Linked DNA regions of Mus musculus: region 2 is linked to region 1. Evidence: chromatin loops called from intact Hi-C (ENCODE). Cell type or tissue: heart. All regions are shown on one strand. Each heading gives the region's core, and the rest is flanking DNA. Links, peaks and the distances in the headings are about the cores only.

What was found. Hi-C counts contacts between places; a loop is a spot of excess contacts. Peaks named below come from ENCODE experiments on the same cell type or tissue, not always from the same donor. Only the 100,000 strongest peaks of a DNase experiment are listed, where the experiment ranks them.
Region 2: it touches region 1 in a loop (3-fold over the local background); 4 of 42 quality-filtered maps call a loop at or near these places.

The regions. Positions count from the first base shown.
Region 1 is chr4:44,905,824-44,916,820 of GRCm38, reverse strand. Zcchc7 (zinc finger, CCHC domain containing 7) reads right to left here. Exons shown (of 9, transcript NM_138590.4): 6 at 8,335-8,370. Among named protein-coding and RNA genes, the nearest start is that of Gm12678, 32 kb to the left of the region's middle. In heart, for the core only: a CTCF peak has its summit at 6,579; no DNase peak of the experiment used is centred there.
Region 2 is chr4:44,706,911-44,717,907 of GRCm38, reverse strand. Pax5 (paired box 5) reads left to right here and starts at 7,214. Exons shown (of 10, transcript NM_008782.3): 1 at 7,214-7,545. The coding sequence starts at 7,500. RefSeq lists an enhancer at 862-1,296 and a promoter at 5,186-6,982. In heart, for the core only: no CTCF peak of the experiment used is centred there; no DNase peak of the experiment used is centred there; H3K4me3 peaks cover 2,896 bases; H3K27me3 peaks cover 7,505 bases.

The sequences.
Region 1 (10,997 bases), core at 1,818-9,817:
TGGCTCATTTCTGGTATCGGTCATGTGCAGGCACAACTAGTTTTATCTGAAGTGCAAATCCCTGGTATATTATTTGGTTTCCTTTCTTGTCTTATTAAAAAGATCCCTCTCTTCCTTGCATAAAGCACTATAATTACTGTGAGCTGTTTGATTTCATACTATTCTCATTATAAAGATTTACATAATTTGCTTACAGTAACTAGTCATAGGACATTGAAGTTATCTGTTAAAATTATGCACATAATAGCATAATTCAGGTATTTTAGAGTGATGTCATTACTTATCCCCCCTCCCTTTCTTGCTTCTTTGCTTCCTTTAATGGTGGAGATTAAAGCCAGTCTAAACGTGCACTGCACTTTTATTATGAAATGTACTTTACTTTGTCATTTTTATAGGAAAGGAAGTAACTTAAATCTTTTGTGATATAATCTTAAATGTTTATGCTGATGTTAAGGTAAATCAAATTAAGAAAATAACTTGTTGCAGTACTTAATTAAGAGTTACTCACCTAAACCGGGCGTGGTGGCGCACGCCTGTAATCTCAGCACTCATGAAGCTGAGGCAGGAGGATCTTGAGTTCCAGGCCAGCTTGGGCAATATAGCGATTCCAGGCCAGCCCGGGCTACATAGCAAGACCCTGTCTTGGGAAAAAAGAAAAAAAAAAAAGAAGTTACTCACCTACATTTTTTGAAACAAGTAAGACAAGTATAAATAGTAAGAAAAGAAGAACGCTGTATTTAACTTCAGTAACTGTAAGGAGGAAACATTGTTAGGAGGCTACAAGAGGTCATTACAGCCTCACCTTGAGCAGAGACATTGCCCAGCGCACCTCTTGTGCAGGTGCCCATGGGCTTGCGCTGGCAGTGCTTACCTGGTGTAACCTGCTTTATGAGGAGCTGTGAGGCACTGCAGTGACCATCTCACTGCATACTCACAAGTCCTGTGGGCACTACCACTCATTTTCAGATACACAACTAAGGCTCTTCTGAGTTAAACATTTTAACCACAACCTCTGTGTACATACTACACAAAGGAATCAAACTTGAAACCAGAGCACAACCTTAAGTTGGCATTCTTTTCCTTATATTGTAATACAGAACATTAACTCATTGGCAAGCCTGCCCTTCTGTCCAAATTTCAAAGCATATTTTTCTTTAAAAAAACATATATAACTATAAAACAAAAGAAATATTATAGATCTAAGACATACAAAAATGGAGACATATTTTATAAATGAAATTAAAAAACACAGCCCCAAACTTAGTGCTCCTGACTGCAAATATCTGCATACAAGCATACTCCTATGAAGGCATTTAGCTGGGAATGATAGTCTATGCCTGTAATCCTAGCTCTTTGGAGGCTGAAGCAAGACACCAGTAATCCAAGGTCAGCCCAGACTAGCCTCATAAAAGGAAACTAATATGCAGAAACCTCAGGTGGGTATTTATAAGATCAGACATTACAAAATTATAAAGATGGATTTATATCTAGTAGATTCAGTTAAATTTGTGTGCATGTATACAGCATAGCATATATGATGCATACACACATACACAGTTTTTAAAACAAGCAATGAAAATAAAGCTGGGCATGTTAGTTTATGCCTGCAAGCCCAGCAGTATGAGGCTGAGGCAGGAGGAACTACCTGTCTCAAAACAAAAGATTCTGGTAGCCTTACTGTAATTGATGAATGTGTTTGTATGTATGAATTATTTTCACCAATAGATTTCTGATCTCTCACATTAAAATAATTCTTATTTCTGAAAAAGAATCAATTCATATGTTGGAAAACCAGCTAAAGTGAATGTATAACTTAATCTCAAATACATTTATGTGTGTATGCATGCATGCATGCATACATATATGTATATTTGGATTACATAATAGCTATTCAAGCTTTCTTTTAATTGTTCAATGCCTTCCAAACTTTGTAGCATTTTTCTTCATGTAAATTACTAATATTACTGAAAGGCCAATTCTCAAACAGCTTGGAGAAATATTTACAGATGTACAAGTCTACATATAACTCTCTTGACTTTCTAATACACGAGGGAGTTAAACTATCAATGAATTTCAAGCCTAGTCAGGTCAATCTGTTAAGTCATTCACAGATTTCCAGTCACTTAAGTGAGAGTAGTGTTTGAAATCTTACTGCCAGCGTAACTTGTTAATTACAGAAGCATGCGTAACGTCAAAACCCAGCTCTGGCTCAGACACTGCTCATGGAAAGAGGCCTTCAAATGGCTGAGCTGACTTCTAAGACTATATTGATCCTAACTGTAATTAGCTAGTGCAAATGACACTGGTTTTGTATACCCTATTTACATTTATTGCTGCATTGAAATATCCAGAAAAGCATACAACAGAGTCAGTTACTTAGAATGCACTTTAAGGAATGGCATAAGCCCCCTATTTATCTAACATATGAAAAATGTGCTAAAATTATACTGCATTTTATTCTTCTGTTCTGATGTGTAGGTAATCTTACAAAATTGGAATGGCTAAACATTTCAGATGTGAAAACTGTAATTTCTGGTATTAGATAGTATATGGTGGTCAACTAGAAGTCTGAGAAAATTTAGTTTAAGTGTTTTATTTAATTATATTCATTTTCACTTAAAATGGAATTCTTTCAAAGTACAGAGTCACTAGTAAAAAGGGATACAATTTTCTCTGGGATGACATGACTAATATATATGTTTCTAAAGAGACAAAACAAAAAAATTCAAAGTGTGCCATATTTTAAAATGTAAACACCTAGAAATGGAATTTAACTGCTACATATTTAATTATTAATCACTTTTCCCTGTAACGAATAAACATAGTTCATTTGTAACTAAAAATGAACATAACAGGGGCGGAGGGGTAAAGGATGATAAAATGTCTAAATGTAACTTTCTACCTTTCTGTTAGATTAGAAAATTAATGACTATAAGAATTTCTTTCAAATTTAAAGCAGCCCTCACACTAGAAGCTCATCTAGTGACTATGCGAATCCTGAGTGTGCGGGTCATTCTCTCCAGCCAGTATGAGAGGTGGAAAAGCAGAGAGACTTTATGAGACAGAAGTTACCAACTATAGGAGATCTTCAGATTAAACTAACTTATTATTGAACAGTGTTCCTATCTAACATGGGAGCTGCTGCTGAGGTGAGCGCAGACGTCCGGGAGGTGGCAAAGCACAGGCTTGGCTTCCTAGGTCATCCACAAGCTGCACAGGCGATGCACACTTCCGCCTTCACTACCTCAAATGCTTGTATTTACATCAGGACCATCGCCAGGAAGCCTTGATAGTATTCAAATATATTTATACAAGAATAAGCCTATAGAAAAAAATACCATATTGATTTCCTGTCCAGGCCAAATTACTTTTGAATTAAAATATTAAAAATCATGTATGCTAAAAAATTTCTGAAAGGATAACTCATATTCCTTCAAAAGAAAATTTCTATATTATATGCACATGTACATGGCCTGAAGAAACATGAAAGGAAAAATAACATGTATAAAAATAACATGCACAACTTCTATACTTTTCCACTTTCTTTTATAGAAAGCACTTTAGCAAACTGCTTTTTGGTGATTTGGCAAATTATATTTATTTTAAAATGAAGTTCATTTATTGAGATTTATAATTCCAGGTTTCACCCTCTTTGAAAGTGTATTTTCTTATTGATTTCAAGGATTAATTCTGGAATGTAACTGAATTACTATAAAACATCAGTAATTTTAATTCTTTAAATGTAGTAATCACTTTTTATATATTAAGTTAAAAATGATAAGACTGAAATAAAAAAAATCTATCATGATTTTGACATTAAGGGAAGGACAAATACTAAACTCTTTTAGATAATATTTCCAAGTGAAAAATCTTCAAAAATGATGTCATGTTAATGTTCAAATATATTTCTTCTTATTATAGAAGTCATCAATGCTAATTTAAAAAATCTCATTGGTGCTTGGGGTATACTCAGTGGCAGAGTACATAGTTAGCAAACATAACGCCCTGCGTTTAGACCCAGCACCAAAAACCAACCAACCAAATCATGTTTTTCAGATATTAAGCAACTTGAAAAAGAAATAAAGCTTTACTTCCGAGTCCTGTAAGAAAAAAATACATCCTCACGGACTGCAAACAAGGTGTATGCGTTCTCAATCACCAGGTCACAGCACATTAACTTTAGCAGTTTCAGGATTTAAGGAGATTTTAAAGACAGCTGAATCTTTGAAATTTAACAGCTCTAGTGTCTTAATAGCAACATAACAATCACAGCACTGACCCAGCAGCAGAGGAAAATGCCTATGAGTTATGAGTATTCTTGGTTCTGGGAGTTGGCATTGTGGATTGCACTATCAAATGAATTTATAAAATTGTTGTTTATGATAGTTTCTGTCAGGCCCTTAAAGATGGCACAACATTTTTGTTTTTTAATAGTGAAAATGAGGCAGGCCTCACCCTATTTTGGAATATATAATTCTAATGATAATGCCCAATCAATGCTATTTTCTTAAATATACGCCTGGGCTGTTTCCCTCCCTCCCACGTGCAAACAGACACAGGAAAGATGAGGACTCCTCAGGTGAGCAGCATGTGGATGGTGCTCGCACGTTTGGCAGGTCTGCTTGGGGAGCTGACAAAGCCACCCAAGACTCCAAACACATGCTCGGAACACATTAAAAGGAAGTTTCTTTTTTTGAAAAACGTGAATAGAAAAATGTCTCCATTGTTGGTGACTTTAAAAAACTTTTTTTTTTTTTTTTAAAGAAAAGCATGGGATGTTATATTTACCCTGCCTTACACCTCAATCCCAAGGTAAAAGATATTTGAATGGCTGTAGCTTTAGCACCTATCTCCTGTTCTCTTCTTCTGGACTGTCAAACAGTAGTTCTGAAGTTAGCTTTAGTCTGCTGATATTTGGGGCACCATTCTGTGGCAAAAAGCATAGAATTTTTTAGATGATAAAATTCTGATTTGCTGTAAAAATCATTCTGTGAAAACTCAGCAGTATACTTGTAGGCTGATGTTCCCAGGTAAGGAGAGAATGTGGACCGGGAAAACGAATGGAGCACTTGAACTGCAGTCTGGAAGACTCCGCCATTCAGCGGGTTCAGGGTTGTACTCTTGACTGCTAGTCAACACTGACCAGAAAGGAAGACAAGGAAATGTATTTTTCTTCTCTTCCCTAGTTAATAAAAATTTCCATTTTTGAAGTATAAATTCTAAGCATTCCAAAACTTAACCTCATATAAAAATTATATCCTCTTCCATATTCTGAAATTTTTAGTTAAACTAAGAAGTAGTAAGGTTGTAATGCATTTTAAATACATTAAAAAACAAGCACAAAATTAAACATAAAAGATGCATTAACCTTTTTGGTTCTTAATATATACAGCTTTTGAATTGCAATTTTCTGATTACTTTTTAAGTAAACACGATAAGAATGTCTAATGCATGTTAAATTATAGTTTCTATCAGAGAAAAATACTATGGGCTATATAACTCTGTGGGTGCCATATTAGCCTAGTGTTTTTGCTATAACATAAGAAAGGAAGAGATGGAGAAAGGACTTTCTTTTTTCATAGGGAAATAATCTACAAGGAACTATGTGAATGAAGAAAAAGACAAGGCTTTGCTAAAAATCTGAAAGCAGAAGTTACAATGTAAAGAATAGGGTTATATGATTAAGACATGTAAAAACTTTAACTTTTTGAGGAAGTAAAAGTGTTAGCTATTGGAGGAAACTACATAATTGTTAATTTTCCCGCCTCATGTTTGTCTCCAGATCAGCAAAGATATCAAAAGGCTTGCTTTTTCTTTTTTTTAAAAGGAAGTATAGGTAATTTTTAAATAAATTCTCTCACATATGTCTCCAGATCAACAAAGACATCAAAAGGTACATTTTTTTTTTTAAATTAGTCATCGAAATGGATAAAGAAAAGCAGTAGAGCCACATGCTGTGCTGGGGGTGTGCTTTAGAGTCTCAGTATCACTGTGTGTCTTTTGAAATGATGGATTTGCCTTTTATTAATGCATTCAAGTCAAGTTTGTTTAAAAGCTCTTTATTTAGATATAATCTATTAGAAACCTCATTTTACCATTGATATTACCGAAAATAATGAAAACTTCTCTTTTGAAATCTTATTTCACAATATTGTAAGGAAAAATTGAAAATTCCTAAGTCTATGTTACTTATCTTCATCTTTCTTGCATGTTTATAAGAGAGAGGCTTCCTAGACCCGATTTTGTAGCTGCTTAAAGTGTACTTGTTCTGGAAATGATCCTCCAGATCTTATCAGTTGGGAATCAGGCACAGCAAGTGAAAAGCACTCAAATGTCAACAGTTCCAAACACAAGTTCTAAAAGAAATGTAACCCCAAAGTCCAGTGCCTTTGGAGTTAGAAATAGATACTTTGTGGTCAGAGGAGAAGTGAATGTATCACAATGATCTCTCGACCTTTACAGCCTTAAGCAGGCTGGTTGAAATGAGTACATAAGAGGCAATTCAAACTTCCTTCCTTCTGTGGCCACTGCTGTGACTGATGCCACTGTTCACATGTGAGGGCTACTCTGAGTCAATAGATGGCAGTCCATCGCCTAGTAAAAGGGCTGAAGATGGCTAAAATCAGCATGCAGTGTGCTTTCACTCAATATTTAATACTGCTTAATTACAGGCATTCAAATATTGTCCATATACTGATAAGGCAATTTAAATAATTGGAAAATGATTATATTTTAGATGGATTGATAAAAGTATTTACACATTTATAAGCATACTATTGTTGTAGTTATTCTTGCATAATAACTCACTGTTAATTAAAACCTGATAGTTGTGAATTACAATGATTACTTCAACATTTTCTGAAAGAAAATCAACCAGGTTTCCATATAAAGAAAACTTCAAATTGAATTTGTTATTCTTACAGATAGAATATATTATATTCTAATAAAGATGAATTTATTTTGTTTTCATTTTTAAAGATCTCTATTCTTTTTATAATTTGTTTCTGAAAAGCTAAAAAAATACTCAACAAACCTTTTAACCTTCTGTTACATTTGAAGCTAATTTTTATCATTCAATAACAGTCACATAAAAATTCTTTAAATTAGTGGAAAAGCTAAAAGAGCTACAAAGTCAAATGTATGATGGTATTACTTAATAAAAGTAACGAGTACTGCCACACCACTATACAGAGACTCTGAGACCTTGAGAGATACAAGAATAATTCTGTTCTTATCAGGTTTAGGCTATAAGGGCTTTACCATTATTATGTTACCAAAGAGCTGCTACAATGCCAAAATATAATCCACTGACTGCATTTGTCACATATATGTATATAATATATAGACATGTATATGACTTTTATTTAATATAACACTAAAGTTTTAGATAACCCTGCAGATATACTACTATCCCTTGCACTGTGGCCCGGGCAGACAATGGTAGATGAGTCTGCCTGTTGGCTCACTTTATATCTCTGTAAGAGGAAAGCAGTATAAAGATATGTTTTAAAAAAACTGCCTTTTCTCTTTTCTGAACTGTATCATACAAAATCTTTTATATACTAAACTTCAACAACTATTAATTATATTGTGCTATATAACTGTATAATTAAAAGAAATGGTCTCTCAGTACTATTTAATACATCAAAAATGTATTAAATAGTAAGACAATATTGAATTACTGACATTATTTAAACTGGAAAGTCAAAGTGAGCTGACTTTATATTGAGAATTAATCAAACGGATTATACATCAATAGTTATTTTCTGCTTTCAGTAAGACTAAAATCATAATAAATCAGAATTGAATAATAAATCAGAAATTGACTATTAAATATATATGTCTATAATTCAAACAAGTATAGACTTTTAAGGATAGGAGAGTTGAATTGTCCTATATGAAAGGTACACTAAGCTTTTTCTAGCTGCAGTTAAGAATGTATTTCAGCAAAAGCAGAAAGTGATAATGGATGATATTGTGGGCTGTATGCTTATGGACTGTGGTAACACAGTGTTCTAAAGACGCAGTTTTATAGCCTCTAAAATACTTTCCCCCTTTAATTTAGTGAATATAATCTAAGCCTGAGGGTATTATGATAGAATCATTTAATGACATGAGTAATAAAAATCAGCTGAAATCTTTTAAAAACAGGAAAATAAAGAGCAGGCAGTGGGCAGGAGAAAGGGAGAGGTGCATTATTGCTTTCTCAGTACAAACTCTCCAGATGTTTATTATCTTGCTGCAGAAGATGCTTGTCTATATTTTATGGTCAGCAGTTCAGAGAAGGGTAAATAGGCTGGGTCTTGGGGAAAATAAAAAGGTGTTTTTACTCACCGTTAGGTGATACTGCCTCCAGATTTCTGGGCAAGCCTGGAAAATAAAAATATTGATCAGCTGGGAGCATGAAACAAGGTACTTTACAGCCTGTTGGTTTTGGCATAACCCAGCATCCACCGGTGTCGGTCACAGGAAAATAAGAAGCTTAACAGAAAGGGTCTGCATTTCAGCTTCAAAAACCTGGCTAGACGGTTTAATTGAATTTTACACTGCTTTAACACACTCCCTGCCATTGTCAGGAAGCCAGTTACAAAGTTTTCCTCTCTTTCTTCACAGGTTAGAAGTTTGGTATGATGCTGGGCCGTAACTCAGTTAAACTGGTAAATCAAGAGCAGTGGTCTAGATCTGTAAGACTAACCTAGAGTGTCTTTTAAAAGAGCACCACTTTTAAGATGCTTTAACTGTGCAGTGTACTTATCTGTAATGTCTGTTGGTGCTAACTTAAAACTTAATGAAAAAGAGAATAAAAAAGGAAAGCCAAGCCAAACCAAAGAAAGCAAAATCCCTAAAATCTATAGCCTTTCTCTTATACATCAAAATTTTACATGTTCATATTTATCGAGAAATAATCTAAAAACAAAACAATGAAACCTCAAAAAATCTGTTCAAGATGAACTTACTGAAATCAGAATAGATAACAAAAATCCTCAGCACCAGGAACAGACACCAGCAAGAGACCCTTTTCCTGAGTCACACACTGATCTCTCCCAGAGGAAACTGTCTCTAGCAGCACTGTTTCGCTCATCAGTTAACCATCCTTACAGAAGAAGAATGTTTTAACAGTAACTATGCACAGCAAAATCTCTACTGAAAATACCACATATGTAGTTAGAACAAAGATATATAACTCAGGTGAAAAAGCACACATTATATACTTTAGGCTTAACTAGCCTGTGCAATTTTCTATAGGAAAGCATGTAAATTAAAATGTCCAGTGGTCTTCCTCCCAGTTCTAGCGGCATATTCATCAAATATGTAGTATCTGGAAAACCCATTACTTAAGTCAATGATTTCTCTACTAGTAATGCTAACTGAAAGAAAAATACTTTTATAAAATTAAAAGTAGCTTTTTTGGTTCTCAGGTTAAGGATGACACACTCAAACATACTTACATACAAAACTTAATGTACGATATATCTTCAAGTACTCACTTCCTGCCTTCTGGCATAAAACTTTTGCTATGTACATATAATTTGAGTTCAATTACTATAGAGATAGCAAGCAGTTATTTATACATTAGTTATGGATAGTTCTTGATTACCACAGTATCCTCAGAATAATATGGTTGAAAAATCACAATCACTGAGTTGTCATAGACTGGCAGAATGCTACTCTACCATGTGACCTTTTCTGGTGTAGTAGCAATTTAGTAATAAAGAATTCCTTAGTTTTTGAACAATCATCTGATTGCCCTGTACAGGAAGATGATGACTGATATGGGAGTGGATGATATGAAACTTCTTCTCTTTTATTAGATAACAGTACTACAATTAAAAAAGACTTCAAAGCAGAGGTCATTGGAGAGCATACATGTTAATTCTAAATACAAAATGTAACCGCAATCATTAATCAAAATTTAAAATCCTATTTTTCCTACATGCTAAACTTTGGTGACTTCTTTTTAACACTCCTGAGTATTGTACACAGAGATATTTTAAAAATTCTCAGCAAGCAGAATGGCTAAGCATGGAAAATTTAGATAGAATAAACTTCTAAAGAAAGAAGCTAACTACTGCAAGTGAAAACTTGGTCTGATTAAAACATTTAGACTGAATGGGTAGTCAGCTGAAGTGAAAACACACACAGCATCATCATGCAGTCCTGGCCCACGGCTCCCACCTTCCTGGCATTTAGGTAGATGAACACCAGAACACACACAGCGCACTCGTACATCTGTTTCGGCAATGTGGTTCACTGCTTGCCAACTTTTGCCCAACTAGTTTTCCTGTCTATTGTACTTTGGATAATAAACATACATGAATAACTGAGTGTTATTATTCATAACATTCAAAGATGAATCAACATACTTTGCCATGCCAGATGAATTGAGAGTTTATATTGTGCATTTTGAACCATATTGAATTTTATCAGGTGCTAATTATTGTTTTATGAGAACAACGGCTTAGTGCATCTGTTGTTTAATTCCCACTTCCCTATTCTCAAATGCGTACATCAAAGAAAATAAAACACTCAATCTTAAACAGCCCCTGACAGCAGACCAAGACTCAAGTGCTCAACAGACAAGGCCCTTGCCACCAGTTCTCATATTTCCACAACAATGAACAAACACAAAACAAGGCTAAGCGGCCTTTCCTCCTCCTCAGCTCCCCTCGGCCAGTTGTCTGCCTTGTACTGAGGGAGCCTGGAACGCAGCCCTGCTGGGAGCACAGCACAGGAGAAAGGATTAGCCTTACTAACATGCGAGCATTTGCAAAAGGGAAGAAAAAAACCCCCAGTACTGTATTTGGTATATGAATAACCAAAATGTATGAGCTGACAAGAGACCAGGACAGGCCTGTGGCTCCCCGGGAGAAAATGTAGCTGTGATGAGTGACAGGGCTTTCAGGAAATATGTTCACAATCACAGACAGTGAAGGCCATGACCTAGATCGTTTAAGAGCTTGTCTTGTCAAATTATCAAAAGCTTCTTCCTCTCTGAA
Region 2 (10,997 bases), core at 1,921-9,920, 200 kb after region 1:
AGGCAGCTTTGAGGTCTGCCAGGGGCCTCCCCTCCATGAGTCCGGCTTTCTCCTTTCTCAGCTCTGCTCTCCTGACCATGGGAGTTTCTTTCTCCAGATGCACTTCGCATCCACCCTCATGCCTCTAGTTTTCACCAGTGTTATTTCCCCCATAGCATTTTGCTTGCACATCGACACCCAGTAGCCTTGTCCTTAAAATGAAGAGCTAATCATGTCCTCTCTGTCCTTATTTATCTAGAAAAGTCCTACTAACTCTTCTTTGTATGCCACTCAGCCTAACATCTCCATCACCCATTTCCAGAGTCTGACTTGCCTACCTTGCTGTCTTATCCCAGAACCCCTTCTTGCGCACCCATCCTCACACTCTTCTGGCCTGCCTCTCTTTTGGACAGGGCCTGGGGCTCCACTGACTTTGTTCCTTGGCTTCTGACTGAGTATGCACAACTCTTCCTAACAGCTTATGAGGATCAGAGGATCTGAGGCCACCTAAGGCCCTCTCCACAAAGGTTCTTGCTTTTCTTCCTGGCTCGATAGATAGTGGAACCCATTAGGTAGAGAGAGCAAGGAACTCTAGTACCTCAGGGTGCTTGCCTGGCTCAGGGGGAAAATAAGAGTTACCCATTTGGAATAGTGCTCCTTTAAAACTGGCAAGCATGCAAACACCACCCTCCCTCCCCATGTCAACGAGGAATTCTGCATAGTTCTGCATAGGCAGAAAAGCTTTAGTGGCAGAGTTTTCTCTGTATCTTGGAAGCTGCCCTGGCTGGTGCAAAGCAGGTAGCCAACCAGCACAGAGGGCCTAGGAGGTGAGGGAGGAACCAAAGGCCAGCTCCCTAAACAGGCTTTGGTGAAAGCAGCGGGGACAAAAACCAGCTCCAAGCTTAATTAAAGAGTGCTTAATCCCTCCCCCAACAAATGCAAATCAGCCACAAAGGAGACCAGGAACCCCAGTGGCCAGCCAGGAAGACCCACAGCCTTATAAGCAAGCACTTTCACAGTGCCGGGCTGCTCAGCTATGATCCTGATACAATGACTATTGTCAGAGAAGGCTGTTTTTCCATGTTTTTGTATCCTTTTCTTCGAATTTTCTTTTGCTACCTAATTTCATGCATCAGAGGTCAAAAGACAAAAGGTCGGGCTAGGTTTAGAGGGGGCAAACTCCCCACCATCAGGAACGTGTGTCCAGAGGAGTGCTCTTGCAGACACGGCAGGGTTTCATCCTTGCCGACTTCTCTTTTGTCACTTCGAGGGGTACAAGAGCCTATGCTCCAATGGCATGAGAAATGAGATACCAAACGAGGAAAAACCAGCCTCCCTTTAAGTTCGCCAAAATGTTTCCATCTCCGGTTCTTTTTTGTGTAAGAATTTGTAGGTTTGAAAACAAAACAAAACCCATCCAAGTCCTAAGCCCATCAGCATAAAAGGCTAAAGACATACATGTGTATTATACGGAGATATGTTTGTATAATGGATATGAATGTATTTTGTCAATATAAAAGCTGAGTGCGTGTTCCTTAATTATTTTTCTGAGGGAATTTATAAAGACTTCTCCAGAAATTTGCCAGCCCCTGTTTTTAAACTCATTTGAATGGAAATTGTAGAATTTTAGCATGAATAACTTGACATGATTACATTAGTAGGAATATATATTTTTTAATCTTTGGACCTCAAATCTTTTCAGTGTCCTATCTTGGTTTCTTTGATCTTGGTGGCTGCTGGAGTTTCCTTGTGTTGTAGGTAGATCCCTGGGTGTTTGTGAACAGAAATATATATATATATATATATATATATATATATATATATATATATATATCCTAACCTCATTTCAAATGGCTTTCAGCAGTCTGAAAATTCATTTGCAGAGACCTTGAGTTTTCTTCCTTGCAGATAAGTGTTTTAGGTTTGAATAATGTAGGGAAGTTTAGTTCCTGTCTCCATTACAAAGGACAGTTAGGACTTTGGGAACTGTCTCTGGTGGCAGTGGGGCTGGTTCCAGGGCTCTCTTCACAGATCCTTAGGACCCCAGCTTTACTCTCTTACTCTGAGCTGAGTTCTGGAAGCCGCTATCAGCACATTGCTGGCCAAGTTGCCAAAAACATGTATCCACTGAAAGTCCGAGAGACTTTTGGAGCACAGTTTTATTTCAGGCATATCTTCAAACCCAGACGTTGTATACCACAGAGTCCTAGACACCCCCATAAGATCTTTTCCCACAAGAAAAAGCCAGTACACAGGGTGGTTTGAGACCCTGCAGATTCCCATTCCAGGTCTCAGGAATGTGTTCCAGCACACCGTGGTCCCTTGCCATAGCTCTTAGGTTATTTCAGAGAAAGAGAGAACAAAGTGAGTGAAAACATTAAAGGGCCTGCTTAGAGATGAGCTTCACTTCCTTTTAGCATTAATATCGGCACTAAAAAGCAAAAGAATGTTTGAGCCTGGTGTTTTTACCCTCACTCCAAACTGACTGTGAAGTAGGTACCTTTATATTTCAATACTTCATGGAATCAAATTACATCACATTAATTTTTCATTAGTTTAAAACACATTGAATAAATGTTAAGTCTGGGCTGGTGTATGAATATTTAAACCTTACCAACGGGGGCTGGGGGGGGGAATGTAGAGAGAGTAAAAGGTCCATTACAAATACTGACAGAAACAAAACCCAGTCTTCTTAGAAAGATATGATTTGTTACTGACAATTCTGGTATTGTTACTTAAAAAGAAAAGGAGAGACTAACTGAGATACAGTTGTTTTCAATCACAATGCCTGAAAAATCTTTCAATGTCTCCCTTTGGAGCCTTAGGTAATTTTGAATTGCTGGGGTGTGTTGGCGAATTTTAAATGCAACTGATGGTTTTCCATATTTATATATTGCAAGTGGAACTTTAGGAGAGTAAATTTAATCTCAGAATTCTCTAAGAGTCGCTTTCAAAGTGGGTCTCTGTGCATATGTATACAGCATACACACTTGACGTCTGCCATGTGTTCCTGCGCGCTGCAAAGCAGTGGTGAAACTGAATTGAACTATTGGATTTGAGATGAAATGAACCCATCCAAAGGATCCCAGTCTGCACTCTTTGAGGCTTCTCTCTACAACCTTTTTTTAAAAAATTATCATTAAAAAAAGGAAAACAATCGCGACCACACACCATTAGCATCTGTTTCCCCGGACCACACAGCCCCATCAGGTATTCCGCACTCCCGGAGTATTTCCAGACAGTGAGTGAATGGCACATGGCACCCCAGCGAACCAGCAGCCAGAGCTCCAGAGCTCGAAGCCCTCTCGAAGCAGAGGGCTTCAGCAGCAGTAGAAATGGGTGTTTTGACTCAAAACAGCTCTAAAAACCTGCCCTGGCAAGTGGCTAACACGATGCTTTTTGCGCCTTGCGCCCCAAAAATTAAAGGCGAAGAGCGACCCTATCCATCTCAAGCTCCAAGGTTATCACAATGACCCTACTGGTCCGGACCCGGTGTCCACATTCCCTGTTGCCAGTCTGGGCCTGACACACTGCGCAGGGCGGGGCTGGGCTATCCAGGCGCCGCCTGCTGAAGGTACAGTACCACGTGCGCGCCTCGCGAACTCGGACTCAAGCAAGTCCAGCTCCGGCCACCTGATCTCTCTGACCTGGGGTCTCGACTTTAGGGCGGGGCCTCTTCCTCGCCTCCTGCCTGGACATCTGCTCCGACCCAAGGTCCTCGCCAGTTCTAGAGGAAATCCCTAAGGCCTGAGTTGGTCGGGGTGGCTGCCCCCAGGGCTTGCCCCGGAGGCCAAGCGGCGACCAAGTATCATCCAATCTTCCCTAGCATCCCAAGATCTGGAAAGGTAGACCGATCAAGAGATCTGGAAAGGTAGATCGCGGGGTCAGAACAGAATCCCAGTCTAGGCTTCCGGGTGGTGTTTCCTGGCGGAGTGGAGGAGCTCAAACTTGGCCCCTCTCGTCGGCCTCCCCCTCCCTTGGCTATAGCCTCCTAGCTAAGTGGAAGCTCACAGCGTGCCTTGGCCAACCCTTCTGCAGCCCTTTGCTTTTCCTGTCACTCTGCTCCATTTCTGCTTTCTCCTACACCCTGCCAGAGCACGCGGGGACCTGGAGCAACCTCAGTACCAGCCCCTTTCCTGGGCTTCCAATCTGTCTCTTCCTCAGTCTCGTCTTTGCCGTTCTGATTTTCTCTAAAGATTCTCCTCGCATTTCCTAGTCCGCTTAGCTAGCACGATTCTGATTCTACGTGCCTCCCACCCCACCCCTTCTCTCTGCCTGGTGTAGCGTTTAAAAAAGCACACAATAAGTTGAGGTTAGTATGTTGTTGCGGCAACGTGGCTAGGGGGAAAAAAGAGCCATATTCTGTCCTCGGAACGTTTCCGGTCACTACGGTTTGGTTTCCCCTCCAGGCGATGCCAGCGCTGGATTCATCTTACAGGCCTCTGCTGCGGAGCCCGCTGGCTTGCTCTTTCTAGCTGTGTACACATGTGTTCAATTGTGGATACACCGACTTATGATTGCAAACAAGGCGGGCACTCGGAGCCGAAAGCTAACACAGGTTTCTAGTTTTAGGCCAGGTGTATTCAGGAATCCCGACACCAATTTGCGCCTAGACTCCACGCTTTCTGGTCCTTGACTCGGTATCTCTAGGGCCGCAGCATCAATTCCGTGTCATCCGAAGTGGTTTAGTTTGTCACCTGCTCCGCAGCGGGGAGCCGCCTCTGTGTTCAACGTTGCTGGCAGGGGGTTTGGAGAAGTTGAAAGCGCGCTGAGCGGTCGCAAGGAGACGGCAGGCCACAGCTGGCCGAATGGGCAAAGGAACCGCGGGTAGGCCTGGGTACCGCGGAGGGAATTCTGAATTGCGATCCCAGCATCAGGACCGCAGGACCCCGGAGTTTGTGGCTTGCAACGGGCGCCCCCTCGGGAACGCAGCGCACGTTTGTTCCACGCTGGTGCGAAGCGCACATAGAGCAACGCCATGTCTGTCCCCGAGTCTGGTATATTTCGGAGTCTGGCAAACCCGCCATTTAGTGATGTTTGGCCTAATCCTGGTTCCTAGCTAGATATAGGCAGAAACGAAATAGTGATCGGTGTGTTCTCCCTTAATCCCAAAGCCTGCACAAAATGAAAATATACACACGAAACTCACCAAATCGTCGCACAAATACAAAACTAAAACCAACACAGGAAAACAAACTCCCATGCCCCCTCCCATTCAAAAGCTCATTAAGAAAATCAAAAATCGAAGAAAACAAAATAAATACATTTGTCGATGCAGGACACACAAGGCACTAACTGAAACAGAATCAGATCATATCAAAACACAGCTCAGAAGGAGAAGCCTGGCATAGGACTCAAAAGGAGACAGTCTACAAGGGCAGAGTATAAAACCCACACAAAATCAAACCACGCAGTACAGACAACAAAACCCACCCCAGAGCTAGACCTGAAAAAGCAGTTCCACAAAGAGGGGAGGAAAAAGCAAAACGCAAGAAACAAAAGATTCACGGATAATGGAAACTCTTAGGAAACAAACAACAAAACAAAACCCTAAATAGGAAGAAAAGAAAAGCCAACAACTCCAGCCCCAGCCCAGGGTGAACTGTCAATTCCGAAAGAGCTTTTGATCTCCAGGCGCAGGCAGGCCTCCCCTCCGCAGCGCTGCTTCCCGGCACCCGCGAGGCGGAAGGGCGGGAAGCGGGAGCAGAGGCCCGGACGCAGACGACAGTCTAAAGCTCCAGGACCGCCAAAAATCAAACCGCAGATGAGACCCGGACCCACAGGCTGCAGGGAGGGGTGGCACAGGGGACTACGCAGACTACTTGGTGGGGGTGGGGGACTCCCGGGAATCCACAGCCACGTTTCCAATTGTGGCGAAATCTGCTCAGTGAATTTGCGATGTCCGGTGCCCACTGACCCCTCCCCCTATCCTCGAACTCTAGGCTCTCTCCCCTAGGTTGCAGCCCAGCCTCGTGACCACCCCCCTCCAAAAAAAAAAAAATCAAACAAACACTCTCGGAGAGCGATTCACTTTCCGAAACTGCCATTGTCCAGTGGCCCTAGAGCGCTCACCCGCCCTGGAGAACCTTCCCCTGCGACCACCCCCGCAACGGGGCTCTATAGGCTTCTCGCGGCCAAACCCAGCCGCTTGGAATTCAGACTGGGGAGGGAGCAGAGTAGAGGAGGCTTGAGCTCGGACGGCAGGGAGCGAGGTTGGACACCACACCTTTACCTAGTTCCTCTGCAACCGATTTTCTCTCTGGAAAATCAAGTCTGGGAACTCGGGGATGCTACAAGGTCTCTTGGCCCGAGGGCAGTGGGATTCCATTTAGGGGCCTGGGTAAGGTGTCCAGAATTTTTGCCTGTTCTCCGAGCCTGCTAGGATGGTTCTGCTTGGCCCGGGTGCTCCAAAAGCAGAGGACCGGGTTTTATCAGCAGCTTTCCGCTGAACCTCTGGGCTCTGGGGTAAAAAGGGTCGAGTTCTAAAGGGGAGATCTGGGACCTGGTGGCTGAATGGGACCTAGATACTGTAGTGATCTGAAGCTGCCCTGGAAGATGAGCCCAGCAGACCTATGGAGGTTGCAATTGAGTTGGGGGTGGGGTAGTTGGGAACCCCGAGGGCGGGCGCCGCCCTAGGGGTGAATCTGAGGATGCTGGAGCATCCCCTGTGGTTGACAATTGTGCTAGTACAGGGTTCAAAACCACTTGCTTGGCAGAATTGTTCTTTCTTTAAAATAAAAAAATGGGCCTACTGGCCCTCACAAAGCAGAGTTTACATGTAGAGCAAAAGCGCACAGGGCCGCGACCCCCAGACACAGGTTTGGAAGCGGGTACGACCCTGTGACTCAGGTTCTCCTTCCCCTAGGCGCGCGACTAACGCCGGGCCGGGCGCAGTCTGAATCTTTCCTTCCCTGCCCCCAACCCCCTATAAAAGTCCAAGGCGGCACCGAGGCGGCATTGCTGCTCTCTGGGCCTCTTGCACACCTTCGGCCAGGCCTGGTCCGCCCCGTCTGGCACGCTGGGCAGGCCGCAGAGCTGACACCCTTTCCCTGGTTCTTGGCCCGCAGTGCGGGGCGGTGCGCCGGGGGCGCGACGTGTCTGGGGACATCTTGTGATGTTGGCGAGAACAGGACATGATCTCACATGGCGAGAAGCTCTTTAGTTCCTTAATCATTTCACGGTGCCTTCGGACGCTTTTTTTCCACCTAAAACGTTTAGTTTCAGCTCAGTGATCAGCTACCCCAGCTCGGCGGGGGAGCGGAAGGCTTCAATTATTCCGACTTGTGAGCGGGCCCCAGCACCAAAAAAAAGAAAGAAAGAAAGAAAGAAAGAAAGAAAGAAAGAAAGAAAGAAAGAAAGAAAGAAAGAAAGAGGAAAGGAAGAAAGAAAAAGAGGGAGAAAAGAAAATAAAACAAAGAAAGAAAAAAGAAAAGAAAAAAGAAAGAAAAGGAAAAAAGACACCCCAAAAAAAGTGGAAACTTTTCCTCGCTGTCCATTTCATCAAGTCCTGAAATATCGAAATGGATTTAGAGAAAAATTACCCGACTCCTCGGACCATCAGGACAGGTAGGAACACCGCGAAACGGGATTCATCCATGCTTACTCTGGGACACTACCCAGTGCTAGTATCCATGCTAATATCCATGCAAGAAGAAAGGTGTGTGTGTTTGTGTGTGTGTGTGTGTGTGTGTGTGTGTGTGTGTGTAGTTTTCTCAGGAAAAGGCCTGTCCTTCTACAGTGCGTTCACATGGTTTTCACTAGTCCGTCAAGGTGTCTTCAAGGAGGCCTGTTTTCTTTGGTTTTGTTTGATTCTGTTTCTGATACTTGTGTTGGTGTTAATCTGGAGATGTTCAAGTTTGGATCTGTGTGCTCACTTGAGGAGATCAATGTGTGCAGGAGTTTGTGTTACCCCAAATAGGTGTTCAGTTTGAGTTTGTACGCCTGTTGGCATCTTTACTAGCTTGTATCTTGCCTTGAGCATATTAGCATGTGTTTATGAGTTAGTGTTTGTGTGCGTTCTTTTTAAGACTCCAAGATGTGTGTTTGTGTAAATTCTGTGTATATAGTTTGATAAGCATCTCACTCACTGGACATCTACTGCTTAAGAGGTCTGGTCATCTCTATATCCCAAGTGATTTTGGAAGTAAGAAAGAGGTGGTTCTCTGACCCCTCCATTTTTGGATGTCAACAGCTGCCCAATGTGTACATACCAATACATACAAAAGTGCTTGTCTCTAGCACTGGTATAGCTCTGGGGCCTACTAGGGGTATAGTATACAACACATGTGCTGCCAGGCCTAAGTCTTATAATATTGAGAGATAGAATCAAAAGTGATGTGAATTCAGGGCAATTAAGCTCTCACTGTGCAGTGTGCACTGTCTCATTAGTGTAGTGTTGCATTTAGCATTTGTGTACAAGGGTCTCCTACAGCAAGCACAACTTTGGTAGGTAAGAACAGTCTGTGGACTACTGATGACATTTTGACAGTGTACACACACACACACACACACACACACACACACACTCCAATCCCTTGCCTTTAGGCTGTCACCTAGATTAGCCTCTGACATTGTGTGTGTATATATGTCACACTGTATGCTCAGGCTTTGTCCTGTGGGTGCTGCTCCAATGAAGGAGAGCACAAGTGGGTGGGTATGTGAGCCTAGCCTGGTCATTCAGCTGGGGTTACTGTATGTACACAGGCCTTCTTGGCACAGTGCCCCTGTGCCTCCCAGAGGCCCATGCAGTGGGTAGCAGGATATGTTTATGTTTGAGATGTGGCAGGGCAGTAGGCCTCTGTCTATGCTAAGACATAACATGGTATGCCATCCTGTTTTGCTCCTTAGACTCTTGGGCCAACCTGTACACTAACACTCTGAGCAATGGCAGGAAACCCACTTTTCTCATTTCTGGGTTATCTATGAGATCTCAGTTCTACTCAAGCCTTTGATAAAGTCAAGAAGATAAAACTTAGACCACCAACCCAGGGTGACTTCCTGGCATAGCTCTGGGTCCAGAAAAGCCATGATAGAAAAAAAAAAAAAACAAAACAAGTGAGAGCAGGAGCCAGAGGAACATCACTGTGGTGAGAGTTCAGAGGCAGAAACCAGGATCTCCATTCCCTTTCCATTCTTAACTCCCAGACAAGCTTCCTTTCTCTAAGTGGTGGGATGCCCAAAGGTTTCTGTGCCTGCCTGGGTTGTTTATTGTTGGGACCGGGATGGACGCCTGTGAGTCAAGAGAGGGGTCCGAGTGGCTGTCTCTCCGACAAGCTGTCTACTACGAAGAATGTAATTCATGGCGGTCGATGGGCTCTTTGATTAGTTCAATCGCCTGAATAATCATTTAATCAATAAAGCATTTCACTCTCCTGTGCTGTTAGACTGGGTGGGGCTTGTGTAGGGGAAATCCTAGGGAGGTTTGGAGCTTCAAATTCTAAGAGCCACGCCCCTTAATGATGAGTTAGGGTAAAAGCCACCTGCTTGGCTTTGGAAAAGGTAGTAGCTCAGGTGTGCCCTTTTGCTTGTCTTCCAAGTCCTGAGGTCCAGCCTAGGGAAAAGGAGGGAGAGGACTGAGGGGCTGTCCAGGCACTCAAAGGCCATCTAGGTCTACTTTCTGCCCTGAACTTGTAGGCCTTTCATGGGCCACCAAACTGTCCCTTCTTTCCTCCAGAGCCATCTAGCAGTCCTCCTGGAGTGTCTTTAAAGTTTAAAGCCCAGCATTAAGCAAGGCCAGCACACAGCAGGGAGGCACCTAAGAAGCTTCTTCCTCCTTTGGAAAAGAGGAGGCCCAGAAGGAGCTGACTTCTAATAAAACAAGACTGGCTCTAGAAGGGAGAGAAGAGCACTTCCCATGCCTGGGACAGCATCTCACAGAAGCTCTGGGAAACATTCCAGAGGTTGTTCTCTGGATTCCAGGTACAAGAAGCTGAGGCCTTAGGAGCAAGGACTATGCACTCTTTAAGCACAGAGAGACTGTCCTGGTGCAAGGGCAGACTAGTAGGGATGACAAGCCCCAACACAGCATGTGTGCACATCAAGAGAGACTTGGCTTAATATTCTCCTCCCCAGTGATTCCTGCAATATACCCAGACCAAGTAGGGCAGATTCTTGATCCACTTTCAAGGATCAGACAGGCATCTCTATGCCCCATTTGCTGTGCAATCACAGACCATTTGTTTTTCCTCTTCGATACTTTTTTTTATTTTTAAATTAAAGTTAAAAGGAACCCACCAGGTTAGAAGAGCAGTGCCCAGACACCTCAGATCCTTCCCAATTGAGCAACCAGTCTGAATCCCGAAAGGCCTTGTTTTATTGGAAGAAAGAGCAGTCAAATGGGCTGGAATTGAACTGCAAGAGTCAATCTCAGGTCAGAACTCCATGGCAGCACCAGCACTCAGAGGGTCTGGCTGTTCTGTAAGCGGGGACTGTTGGAGAGCAGGGAGCAGGGTAGGAATTGGGGATGGTGTGGCGTGGTGTGTGACTCCCAGACTCCCATCAGGCAAAGTCTCCAAGGAGAGAGAGAGAGAGAGAGAGAGAGAGAGAGAGAGAGAGAGACAGACAGACAGACAGACAGACAGACTCTTTCTCCAAAAGGGTTCTGGTTTCTGAAGCACTCTCAAAATGGTCGTTCAATCAACAGACAAAACGTTCCAAAGCAATTGAATTTAAATAACTTGTGGGTTTTGTTTGTTTGTTTTGCTTTATTTTTCCACTCCCTGCACCTTCCCCCATGGTTTTGTTTCACAGGGCTATGATCTCTGTGTACCTCTCTGATAGCCCTTCCTGGACGCAGGTTGCAGATGAAGGCAGGGCTTGAGGCATGGAAGCCTATCTCTGTGGGGAAATAGCTGTGCCATCTCAGACTGGTCATCTAATTTCTCTGGGCCACTATTTGGGAGCTTGAGAGGCTGGAGTAGGTGGTAATAGTAGGGCTGTTCACTTCTTGGGGATTTGAAGTTCTCAGGGCTCAGGAACTCCAGGAGTGTCAAACAGAACCACTCAGAAGAAAATTTCCT